Linked DNA regions of Homo sapiens: region 1 is linked to region 2. A link is a contact called in ENCODE Hi-C data. All regions are on one chromosome and are shown on one strand. Each heading gives the region's core, a stretch centred on a gene start or an enhancer-like site at or near the end of the contact. The rest is flanking DNA. Distances are from core to core; before and after follow the strand shown. Region 1 holds the start of LINC02202 (long intergenic non-protein coding RNA 2202). Region 2 holds the start of MAT2B (methionine adenosyltransferase 2 non-catalytic beta subunit).

Region 1 (5,643 bases), core at 2,112-4,611, 4.4 Mb after region 2:
GGACAGCCCTGCCTACCGCTGGGAGCATCTGAGGGGCTGTGTATCCTGAACTCCCACAGCTGCAGAAATTTTGAGGAGCTCATCAGGGAAACTAGGCTCCAGGGGAAACCCCAAACCTCTCTAGTTTTTCTTTCCAGGTGTAAACTCATTCTGCTGTATTTTTTCCCCATGCAAAAGTCTTTTTTCCTCACGCCTTCCTTCCCTTCCTTCTTTCTCTCAGAGATGATATATATTCAAAAATCAAGAGTTTCCAAATAACTTTAAATACAGATCCCAGGCACCAACACAGGAGGTTCTGATTCTGTGGGTCAGGATAAGGCCTGGAAATCTGCATTTCTAACAAGTGCCTGCACCCTTCCCCATGTGATTAGCCTGATGAACCCAGTTTGGGGATTACTATTATAAACTACCCTAAAGTCAAATCACTCATATGCCATAAAGCCTAGGCAATGCTGTACATACTAGAATATCTCATTACAGGATACCTTTACCATAAAGTATATACCTAAGGTAATTGTGATGGATAGTGCTTGAAGTATCTGCTTTCAGGTATGATGGCAATCACCCTCTACACACATGCTTTGTCTCTGGAGGTAGTGCTACCCTCACATGAAGATTTAGAAGTATTTAAGAGGCTCTTTTTCAAAGTTTAAAATTACAATTGCTGGTTCAATATTCACCAGAGAAAATCCATAAAAAAAACTACTGCTCTGCTGGCCTGTGTGTCATTTCCAGTTTTCTGTCACTCACTCTGTCTCTCTTCCACCTTCTCTTTAGCCTCCTTCCTACTTAAACATTTATTACAGGATGAGAAAGCCAGACTGAAAGCACAAGGACACCAAGAAGAAAAGCTATGAATACACTCGGCTTGATTAAAATAAAGCACACTCACCACCCCAGGTGAGGTATGTGCTGCCTCTGCACAGCCAAAGGAAATTAGTCTTATCAAAATATTTCTGCCCCCTTTTATTTTTCTTCCTTCTCTAGCCTGGCAGGTATGGAAATTGCCTCCCTCATATTTAGTTCCTGGAGAGACTGGCTCTGGGGTAGAAATTGAGCTGCTCAGGACTTCTTGCTTTGTGCCACTTTCTCATTTGGGTGAGTCAGCTTCAGGCTCTCAACAAACGCATCCTTTGCAGATGCTTCTAGACTCTGTTCAACCCCAGAAATCTATCTGCTGTGTGTCTCTTGCTGATCCTGGACTTGAGGGTGTCTATGCTTTTCTTTTCCCTGGCACTTTTGTCACCTTCCTTTGGCAGTGATCTGCTCCCTTATTTTGTGTCCCTCACCACTGGAGACACCCCACCAGACTCAGCTGGGAGTCCTGCAGTTGAGGACTGTTTACTGGAGAGTAAAATGGAGGTTCAGGCAGATAAAGAGAAGGAGGCCTAGGCCTTTTGCCAGGGCTATATGGGACCCATTGATAGGATGGGTGGGCTTTGCTTCCTCATCTCCTTACCTTCAAGGATCCTCTCTGAGCTGGAGAATATGGCCCAGGCAGGGGGAGGGATTGACTCTGGGGACCCCTTTGGACCTGGAGCATAAGGTTAAGTTTGGAGCTTTAGAAAGTTTTTAGCAGGCCAAGTTTCAATTGTGCATTTAAATACTATAGAGACTGAAAATGTTCACATACCTATCCCCAAAAACCTACAGCCCTTCAAGTCTCTCCACCATTATACTCTTCTTCGACATGAACGCTATGTTAGGAACCCCTGTGAATGCTATGGGGATCCCAAAAGATCAGACCAATCCCTTCAGGGAAGTCCTGGAAGAGATGGCATTAATTATGGTACCAGGGGAAAGTGCTCAGCACACAAGAAGTCTAGATTACATGTGTGAGAGCTGGGCAGGCCTCGTGCACAGGAGATAAAGCAGTGTTTGAGGACAGTGGCCATGCACTGCAGGCCAGGACCACACTCTTTCATCCAGTTTAGGAATCAGGAAGTGGCTCCACTGCTCTGCCAAGAGCACAAAGCATAACTCTTGCCTGTCTCTATTCAACATGGGCATGTGTACTTTTCCATCACTGACCCCATGAGCTTCCTAAATCAAAGGACCAAGGAAGGCCAGCAGAAAGGGGACCTGGATTTCTGGCAGATAATTTCCCCGAAGGAGTCCTTAGCAGATTTGGCTGCAGTCAGGGAGTTCCTTTGAGGGCAATGAAACAGAAGTTCACCATGTGCTTATTAGAGGTTACAACCTGCTAAAAAATGATGGGGTACATTACCCAGAAACTTCTAGCTATTTCCTTTGCCAGCCACAAAGATACATGCTGAAAAGCCTGAGGAGGGAGACAATTTCGTCCTTTTTTCTTTCCCTTTTTCCTTCCATCTCTCCCATTTCCATTCGTTCCTTCTCCTTCTCTCCTTTCTCTCTCCCTCCTTCCTTCCCATTTTCTCTTCCCCTTCTTCCTTTTTTGTCCTTTCTCCCCACCTTCCTTCTCTTCTCCCCCCACCCTTTTCATATGGCAGAGACAGAGTTAGGAAGGATTTGTTCAAGCCCTCCTTTTTAACAGGAAGAATAAAGGAGGATGAGAAAAACCCTACACCAAATAACCAGCTAATCAAGGACGGTTAACATTGCTGTTGCTTTGGTAGTTACTCTAAAAACAAACGAACCAACTACTTGGGGTGGGGAATGAGGGGTTGGCATTTAATTTGAGAAAATTTAAAAACGCATCCTGACACAGCCCCAGTGAGAGCATTCATTCCACCATTCACATATCTCGAGGACTGCCCGAGAGAGGTGAGCGTGTGAGTGAGAACAGTGCCCAACCCTGGCAGCCTCTAGGCTAGCGGCCGAGAGAGAAGCGTTTCAGAGGCCGGGGTGGGAGTAGAGCCTGGTACCCCACTTCCTGGGGACCCACAGCGCCTCATTTGCCGGGGCCCAGCGTCCATTCATCCCTCCCAGCGTGGAGGCCGTGCCCCTCCGAGAGTTACCAGCCCCGACCTCGCGCACCCATATTCCATCCCACCGCCCCCGCCTCAAAGCGAAGAGGTGGGCACCTGGGACGCGCGTCCTGCTTTTTCTGCCCGGGCTCTCCCGTCTCCTCCACTTTTGTCCCCGACGTCCCAGAACGGCGGAGCAGGACGCGGCATCAGCCCTGGGAGGGCGCAGCCTGCGAGCCTCCAGCGCGCTCAGGGCGCGGCGAGGATGCTAAAGGACTGCAATGGCCAGGATGCAGATCCCCAGCTCAAATTCCTGAGGAAGACACCCGCCTCCCTTTCCCTCTGTCCCCTCTCCGTCCTCGCTCGGACCCGCTCCTCCCCAGCCCAGACGTCAGTGCTCAGCGCTCCTTCGCTCGCCACTTTGCGAGGAACTTTGGCCGGCTCCCCTGCGCCACCGGGAGCGGGATGTTAATGAGAGAGCGTGGCCTGGCGCCGCCAGCGAGCCGGCTCCCGGGCCGCGATTGGCTGCGGTGGGCGGAAAGATGACGTTATGCAAATGAAGGGGCGGGGCCTCGATGCGCGGGCCCCGCCTCCTCCCTTTGGGGTTAGTGTGCCTGTGTTTAGCTCTGGGGAAAGTCAAACTGGATTCCATAGGGAAAGCCTGCAAATCACTTCTATTTTAGCAAGGAGAAAACAGAATCTCCATCCAGCAGGGTCCACCCCTCTCTCTTTCTCCCTCTCCTCTCTATCTCTCTTTCCCTCCCCCCCTTTCCTCTCTCCCTCTCTCCCCTTCCCCCCACCCTCTCTGGTGTATCTGTCTACGGCAACCAGCGTCCTCCTCATCTACACGCAAAGGAAAGAAACATCTTTGGTTGGGAGAGAAGGAGGAAAAAAAAAGAGAGAGAGAGGAAAAAACTTGCCTGGTTGTGGAAAATGACACTTGAAGTAGCAAAGCCGGCAGCGCGAGTTGAGTCTATTGTTTCTTAAATTGCCATCAGGGTTTTTTTTTTTTTTTTTTTTTTTTTTTTTTTTTTTTCTTCCTGCTTCTTCAAGTGAAGGGTACCTCTACAAAAGGAAACTCCAGCCCCTCCTGTCCTCCACCGGCCTGTGATCATTACAAAAAAAAAAAAAAAAAAGCAAAAAAAAAAAAAAAGCACCCAAACCAAAAATCAACCAACCAAACAACCCCCAACAGCCAAGCATACATCTCTAATTTTATTATTTTGGTCTTTTCGTTGGATTTTCCCTTTCTTCTTTTTTTCGGGTTATCGCTCAGTTTTGAGCAGAGGTTTACATTTTTTAAAAATTTGCTTTCCAGCCCGCCTTGATCTTCTAAGTGCGAGTTCATCGTCTGAGAAAAAAAAAAATCTCTGGTTGGCGTTTTTGTTTCTTTTCTTTTCTTTCTTTTCTTTCCTTTTTTTTTTTTTTTAATTTTTTTCAAGGGGGAGGAGATTTTCCACAAGAAAAGGTTGTTTTCATGTTTGGGATTCAGGAAAGCATCCAACGGAGTGGAAGCAGCATGAAGGAAGAGCCGCTGGGCAGCGGCATGAACGCGGTGCGGACGTGGATGCAGGGCGCCGGGGTGCTGGACGCCAACACGGCGGCGCAGAGGTGGGTACTGCGCGGGGACCGCGGCCGAGGTGAGCCGCGAGCGGGAGAGCCGGGAGGCGGAGGCGGCAGCGGCAGCGGCAGCTGCTGCCGCGGGGCCGGGCGGCGGGGTGAGTCCGCAGCCGCTGCGCTCCGCTCTCCGCCGGGGCTCCGCGCTCTCCAGCCGCTCTGCCTTCGTCGCCTGCGGCCGGAGGACCTGGAGCTGTCTGCGAGGAGCCCACGCTTTGCCAGCACTTTCCCCTGCCTCGTCTGTGACTGTTTTCATTTTGTTTTAACCCAGAAGAGGCGTCTCAACACAGCATGTTGGAGATCTGTGTTTTATGTTTTTATGTGATTGCTCTTTCTTTTCCGGCCGGCTCTCTTTTCTTCTTTCCCTTCGCTCTTCCTTTCCCTCTTTTCTTTTTTCTTTCTTTCTTTCTCTTCCTTCCTTCCTTTTTCTTTCTTTTTTCTTTTTCTTTCTTTTTTTCTTTCCTCCTTTTCTTTTTCCTTTTTCTTTCTCTTTCCTCTTCCTGCCTTTCTTTTTTCTTTCTTCCTTCTTTCCTTTCTCCCCCCTTTATTTTCTTCTCTTCTCCTTCCTCTTCCTTTCTTCCCCTCTTCCCTCCTTCCATTTCTTTCGTTCTTCGTTCTTTCCTGTCTCTCTTCCTGCCTTCTTTTCTTTCTTCTTTCTTTCATTTCCTTCTCTCATTTCTTTCCCCCACCTTCCCTTAATTTCTCCCTCACTCTTTTCCTTCCTCCCTTCCTCTCTCCATTTTCTTTCTCTTCTTTCTTCAGCTTCCCTCCTTTCTCCTCTTTCTCCTTTCCTTACCTCTCTGGCTTTCCTGTTTTTTCGTCCCATTTCTCCCCTGAGTCTTCTCTTATTTCTGCTATCTCGTTCTCCTTCCCTCCCTCTCTGTCTTTCAGTTTTTTCTTAGTCTACCGGTAGAATAGCAACTCCCAACTTTAATTCTGATATCTCCCAAAAGTCTTCTCCAGCCCCTGTCACCATGGCCCCTTCCAGCCCTTCTCTCACTCGCAGCTCCCTAGACACTAGACTGTGTGGCCTGGAGGCATTGCCCTTGGAGGTTGACCTGAGGGAACTTTCCTGGGCACACCCAAGGCTCTTTCCCAGGCTCCTGGTCCCAAGTGAGAAATGGCCTTTTTCCCCCCA
Region 2 (5,082 bases), core at 335-2,834:
TTAGTATGTGGTTTTCCCAAATTTCAGTGGTAAATACCTTGTCGTTTTTGGAAACTTTAAAACTTGGCACAGTTCCATGTTTAATTTTTTAATTCCCCAGAAACAGACCCTTAAGGTAAACATTACTGGGCTTTACTTTTTAAGATTCTCTGACTACTTAGGTGGGATTGGTCTAACTTCTACTGCGACGCTACTGTGCTCCACAGACAGTATTACTAACAACAACCACTCCAGGATGCTTCTCTAACGTTAACTATGAGACAGTTCTCGTTCTCATGAGTCAGTAAGCTTTAATTCTACAGGTTTTGAGAGCAGTAAGTCTGTGCCAAGCTCTTCGTTGTTTCATTTTTAATGAAGGAAAACACGAAAAGCTATTTTCATTTTTATACTGAACTTCTTTTTGTGAAAGTAGATTAAGCTTTATATGCACACGTACACATACAAATGCATACATATAAATGTAAACGTATGTAACATGCACTCAGCACGGTCTGGAGGACCTAGGAACATAGAGGTTTAATAGACCATTTATCCTAACTTTACCCTCAAAGAACCAAAGTGATTTGAAAACCCTAAGTAAATTTGGAAGCATGAAAACTTTGCAATAACAGAAACAGCCATCTCCTATATTCTCTACTCTCTCCAAAAGACATGGTCTGGGCATTAGTAGTGTTCTTATCCCCAGGGTTGGATATGTTCTGTGGACAGATTAATGCTGGAGGCCCTTAAGTGGAATGGAGCAGGATGGGACGGGGGCGAGGGGGGCACCAGAGATGGATCTTCCAATCATCACCATAATCTTCCTTCAGGGAAACTCCGTAGTGGTTCAAAGCCCAAGACAGTCACACAAACCTGTATCTGAATTCCAGGCTCCAACCTTACGGAATGAACCTGGGCCAATGTCTCACCCTCTATGCCCGTTTTCTCGTCTACAAAATGAGGCAATAACAAGTATCTCACAGTGGAGGATTAAAGTAATGCCCGTCAAGTGCATAACATAGTGCTGAGAACTTAAGAGTTCAATAAGTTGTCATCTCCAGCACTGTTATTTGTGAGAAGTCACCTTTTCCTGTTCTTTCTCAAACCTACGAACTTGTAAGATCGAGAAATACGAACCAAAGATGAATAAACGGGGAAAACCAAAATCAAAACAAACAATTCTGAAAAACCTCTTCGTCCTCAGGAGCAGAGACAGAACTCGAAAGTAAAACCTCCACCTACTTGCTTCCTGCCGCAGTGGCTGGAAGAAAAAAACACTGACCCGTGTGCGCTGAGATAAACAAACTCGGTGGCGCCCCCCTCGGATCCGGGGCTGGGAGGGTGGCGGTGAGACCACTCCCGGCCGGAGGCTCTGACCCGGGCGGAATACGCCTGCAAAGCCGCCCGAGCCCCGGTGGCTCGTCCCCCTCGGCGCCCCCGCTCCCACCGGAGACGCCCAGGCCGACTCCCTCACCTCCACCAGCCGACAGCTCCCGGGAACAAAGTGTATAGAGAGCTCTTTCTCCCGCCCCACCATGCCCGCCGTCTTCACGCCGCAGCCTCAGCGGCCGCCACCTCCTCCAACCCAGGATCGACGCGGGCCTCAGCTCAGACGCCCTCGGCCCGCCTCCCCTAGGCCCAGAACGACCCCGCTCGCCGCTTCCGGCTTCCGCTGCCATAGCCGCGCCCGTTGATTGGCCACGCTCCGCCGACGCCCCAGAAAGAGGGCGGGTACGCGCGGTCTGCCCCCAGCCCACGCGCCGATGCTTAAAGCGACACACAAAAGAAAGGCCCTGACCTTAGGCAGTGAATTCAGGTTTTGTTTCGGAGATTTTATTTGAGTGCTTTTTATTCTACTTTTTTTCCTTTTTTTCTTGACTCGGGAAAAGATTGAAGTGGATCGCCTTGAGTTTCAAGTTTGCAGACTGCGCAGTGCATGAGGATCGACTGAGCAATATAAAAAGTGGAATAAAAAGCATTTTAAAGTCATGGGGGCGGGGGCGGAGGTGGGTAGAGCATAATGGACACATCTCTAGAGCTCTAGGTGGGGGTTTTGAAAGATTTAGAAAAAGACAAGGAATAAAAATAAAAGGGTTGGCGTCTGAGCCATTTGTCTTCCTGGGATGCTTAAAAAAAGAAAAAACCTGTGTGTGAGATATCAAAAATGTAAAACTATTTTTAACTAATTAAAAATAAAAAGTTGTAGGGGGAAGGAAGATGAACTACTTAGGTACCTCTTCAAAACGCAGATCCTTGGACTTTACCCATAATTACAGAACAAGAAACGAGCCCGGGGTCCGACTTCTTAATGGGTTTAACCAGAATCAAGCCCACTCTTTAAGAAACACCGCCTCGGGGATTGCAGGATTGGGCCACACGAGCCCAGCCTTGGTGAGCACCGAGAATTTAAGCAGCAGCGTGTAAGGCTGGGCGTTCTACCACCTTTTAAAAGTTAAGCAGCCCTAAGTGCTGATGCCGACTTATTTCCCTTCCAGTTAAAAACCGCAAAAAATCCTCAGCCAGGCTGGACGCCTGTGAAATTGATGCAGAAAGTAAACCCTGGCACAGGCCGTGTAGGATTTGCCAACTTTGCACCGAACAGTCCAAGGGTTCTTGTGTGCCCAGGATAGCAAGCTCTAAACGTCGTCCACAAACGTGACCACTGTCTGGATTTTCCTAGGGCCTTTCCCCGACTCCTAAACCTTTTTGGTTTATTTTCAAACTAAAGACTAAGCAGCCTTTTAAAGAAGTTTTCCACGTCAGAACACCATGACTTTCCTTCCTCCTCAACCCCCAACAAAAACTCATTTCCTTATTCGTGTAAACATAAAGTTTCTCTAGAACAGTAATCGAAGACAGCCTGAGGTTTCTTATGTTCCGATTTTTTTTTTTTTTAAACACAGGCTATTACTGTTCATTAGTTTGGCTTTATTTAGGGAATCCTTGAGGACTGCCCCAGCGCTAAACAAGCATAATCAGGGGACAACAAAGAAGAGGGCGGGAAGAGGGCCGGGGGAGCAGCCAAGATCATCTTACTACTTTTTCTCTTAACTGGGAATTCGGTTTAAAGTTTCTAGTCGCAACACGTGATGTAATCTTACCTTTCTATGGGAGAAAAGAAAATTAATTCTTCATTCTTCAACGTGAAGCAGGTTTAAGGGCAAGCATATGCAATTAGCATTCTGATTCTCAGAGCAGCCTAGTCTTGAGGAACAGAAAGAATTTAACTTGGCTGCTTTTGAAAATCTGACTTGATACTTTCCCCGTAAAAGTTGGGTACAGTTCTAGGGGCATATGTTTGGATATGGTTTTTAATCATTTTCTTTAATGATGGTAGGGTCTATGCGAATCAAACGCCATTCTTAACATAGACAATATACAACTTCGTGTGGTGGCTAAGTCTATACATTTAAAGAGAGCAGCCTGAAACTAAAAGTTATGTTAGCAGATTCAATTCATACAAAGACAAAGAACATCTGGAAAGGAACACACTACAGATAAAATCCTTATTTATGTAGAAACTTTATATACATAATTGCATTTAAAATGGTAAATGAAAGTGCAATTCTGTATTGTCAGCTAGTGAGACTTAGCTGAGCCCTTCATAACCTGGTTCTCCGGGTCAGTAACTAAAGTTGGCTTATTCTTCCATGTCCCGAGGTTATGTTTTAAGGAAATGAATGACACCCGTTTCTATTTTCTTTACACAACAATTCTGGTTTTAGCAGGCGTTCACTGGAATGCTTTTAAAGCATCTCTTACTCTAGAATGCTTCATTTCTTGAATTGCTAGTTCTTACCTGCTCCATGTCCTCTGGCATTTCAGGCATGACTCCAGAATTATTTCAGGAGAGCAGATACGGGATGGGTCTTAGCCTCTGCCTTCTCTTGCTGGGTCTTTGTTCGCTTCTGCCTGCAGAGAGCGCAGGCACGCCAAAACGTGAGGAGCAGCTTCACTTGACCTTTTAAATTAGCATTTTGATTCCAATCCCGGAATCTCGTGCAGTTCTCCACATGGCAGTAAGCTGGTAGCTGATTCCCCGTAGTAGTCTCGAAAATACCCAATGAGAAGTTTCATGTTTAATTGCCAGTCAAGCCTGGGTCTATTTGCAAAACTATTTGGTAGAACTAACTACTTAACAAAAACAAAAACAAAAACCCAACAACTTCCTGTCAAGATTCCTTGTAGTTTTCTTTTGCAAAAGAAGAGTGAGCCACACTTTTGGAAAGCACACAGATCATGCAGTTGATTCCTGTTCTAAAAGGCACAGTTTTCTATCATTTTATTTAGTTACACCTTATTGCAACAGATTATGTTTAGTAAAATTCTCCAGTGCTTTCCCTTCCCAGTGCTTTTAATTATTTCAAAGGAGAGTAAAAGGCAGTGGTGGTAACAGCACGCAAGAAGTAAAATGCAACGGGTCATTTCCATTAATACTATGCTGCCCTCTGAGAAAATGGTAGATGGAGTGAGCGGCCTTAAGTTTCACAAAGCATTAAGGACTTCTAGATAAGTGATTTCCAAACCTGCCTGCACCACAGAACCTAAGAAACGAAATCATTCTCTGGGAGCGAAGCCCAGTAATCTGTTTTCGAAGACTTTCAAGGGTCATGAACGTGCTCAGTGAGCTTTGCACCGCTATTCTGAATTATGGCTCTGTACCAATTTAAGAACATCAAAAATTGCCATTCAAATTGAACTAAAAAAATCATCTGACTTTTAATGTTACATTCATTTAGAGCACACAGCGCATGGTAAACTCTAAGAGGCATTCAGAGAAATCTATTAATATAAATTATGAGGAATTGTTGTGTGTGTGTTTGCATTTGTGAACAAATGTGAACCTGAAAAAGCCAGTCCTTCAAGATGGATCCCAAGTGGCTAACTGGGCATAATTTATTTATTTTTATTATTTCAAGACAGGGTCTCCCTCTGTCACCCACGTTGGAGAGCAGTGGTGCCATCACAGCTCACTGCAGCCTCGAACTCCTGGGCCCCACGTAATTCTACAGCCTCAGCCTCCCAAGCAGCTCCACAGATAAGGAGTGAATATTCGCCTTGGCCATTCCCGGATTCCTTAGCTCCAAGCACACATTCTTCTTA

What was found. A loop is a pair of places that touch in the nucleus more often than their neighbours do. Pooled maps may share reads with other maps.
Region 1: a pooled map shows a loop between it and region 2 (34-fold over the local background). The contact joins the promoter of LINC02202 here to the promoter of MAT2B in region 2. A Hi-C loop is called at or near these places in 2 of 37 single-sample maps with no recorded cell type and 8 of 50 pooled maps.

What each region holds. Positions count from the first base shown.
Region 1 is chr5:159,098,201-159,103,843 of GRCh38, reverse strand. It overlaps LINC02202 (long intergenic non-protein coding RNA 2202), which reads right to left and starts at 3,361. Exons shown (of 3, transcript NR_109890.1): 1 at 3,006-3,361. It overlaps EBF1 (EBF transcription factor 1), which reads left to right and starts at 3,928. Exons shown (of 16, transcript NM_024007.5): 1 at 3,928-4,499. The coding sequence starts at 4,366. RefSeq lists enhancers at 2,393-3,019, 3,020-3,648, 5,398-5,643 and a silencer at 4,466-4,755.
Region 2 is chr5:163,502,121-163,507,202 of GRCh38, reverse strand. It overlaps MAT2B (methionine adenosyltransferase 2 non-catalytic beta subunit), which reads right to left and starts at 1,584. Exons shown (of 7, transcript NM_013283.5): 1 at 1,454-1,584. The coding sequence starts at 1,516. RefSeq lists a silencer at 1,268-1,407 and enhancers at 1,578-1,697, 1,738-1,827, 1,045-1,851, 4,082-4,131, 3,467-4,275.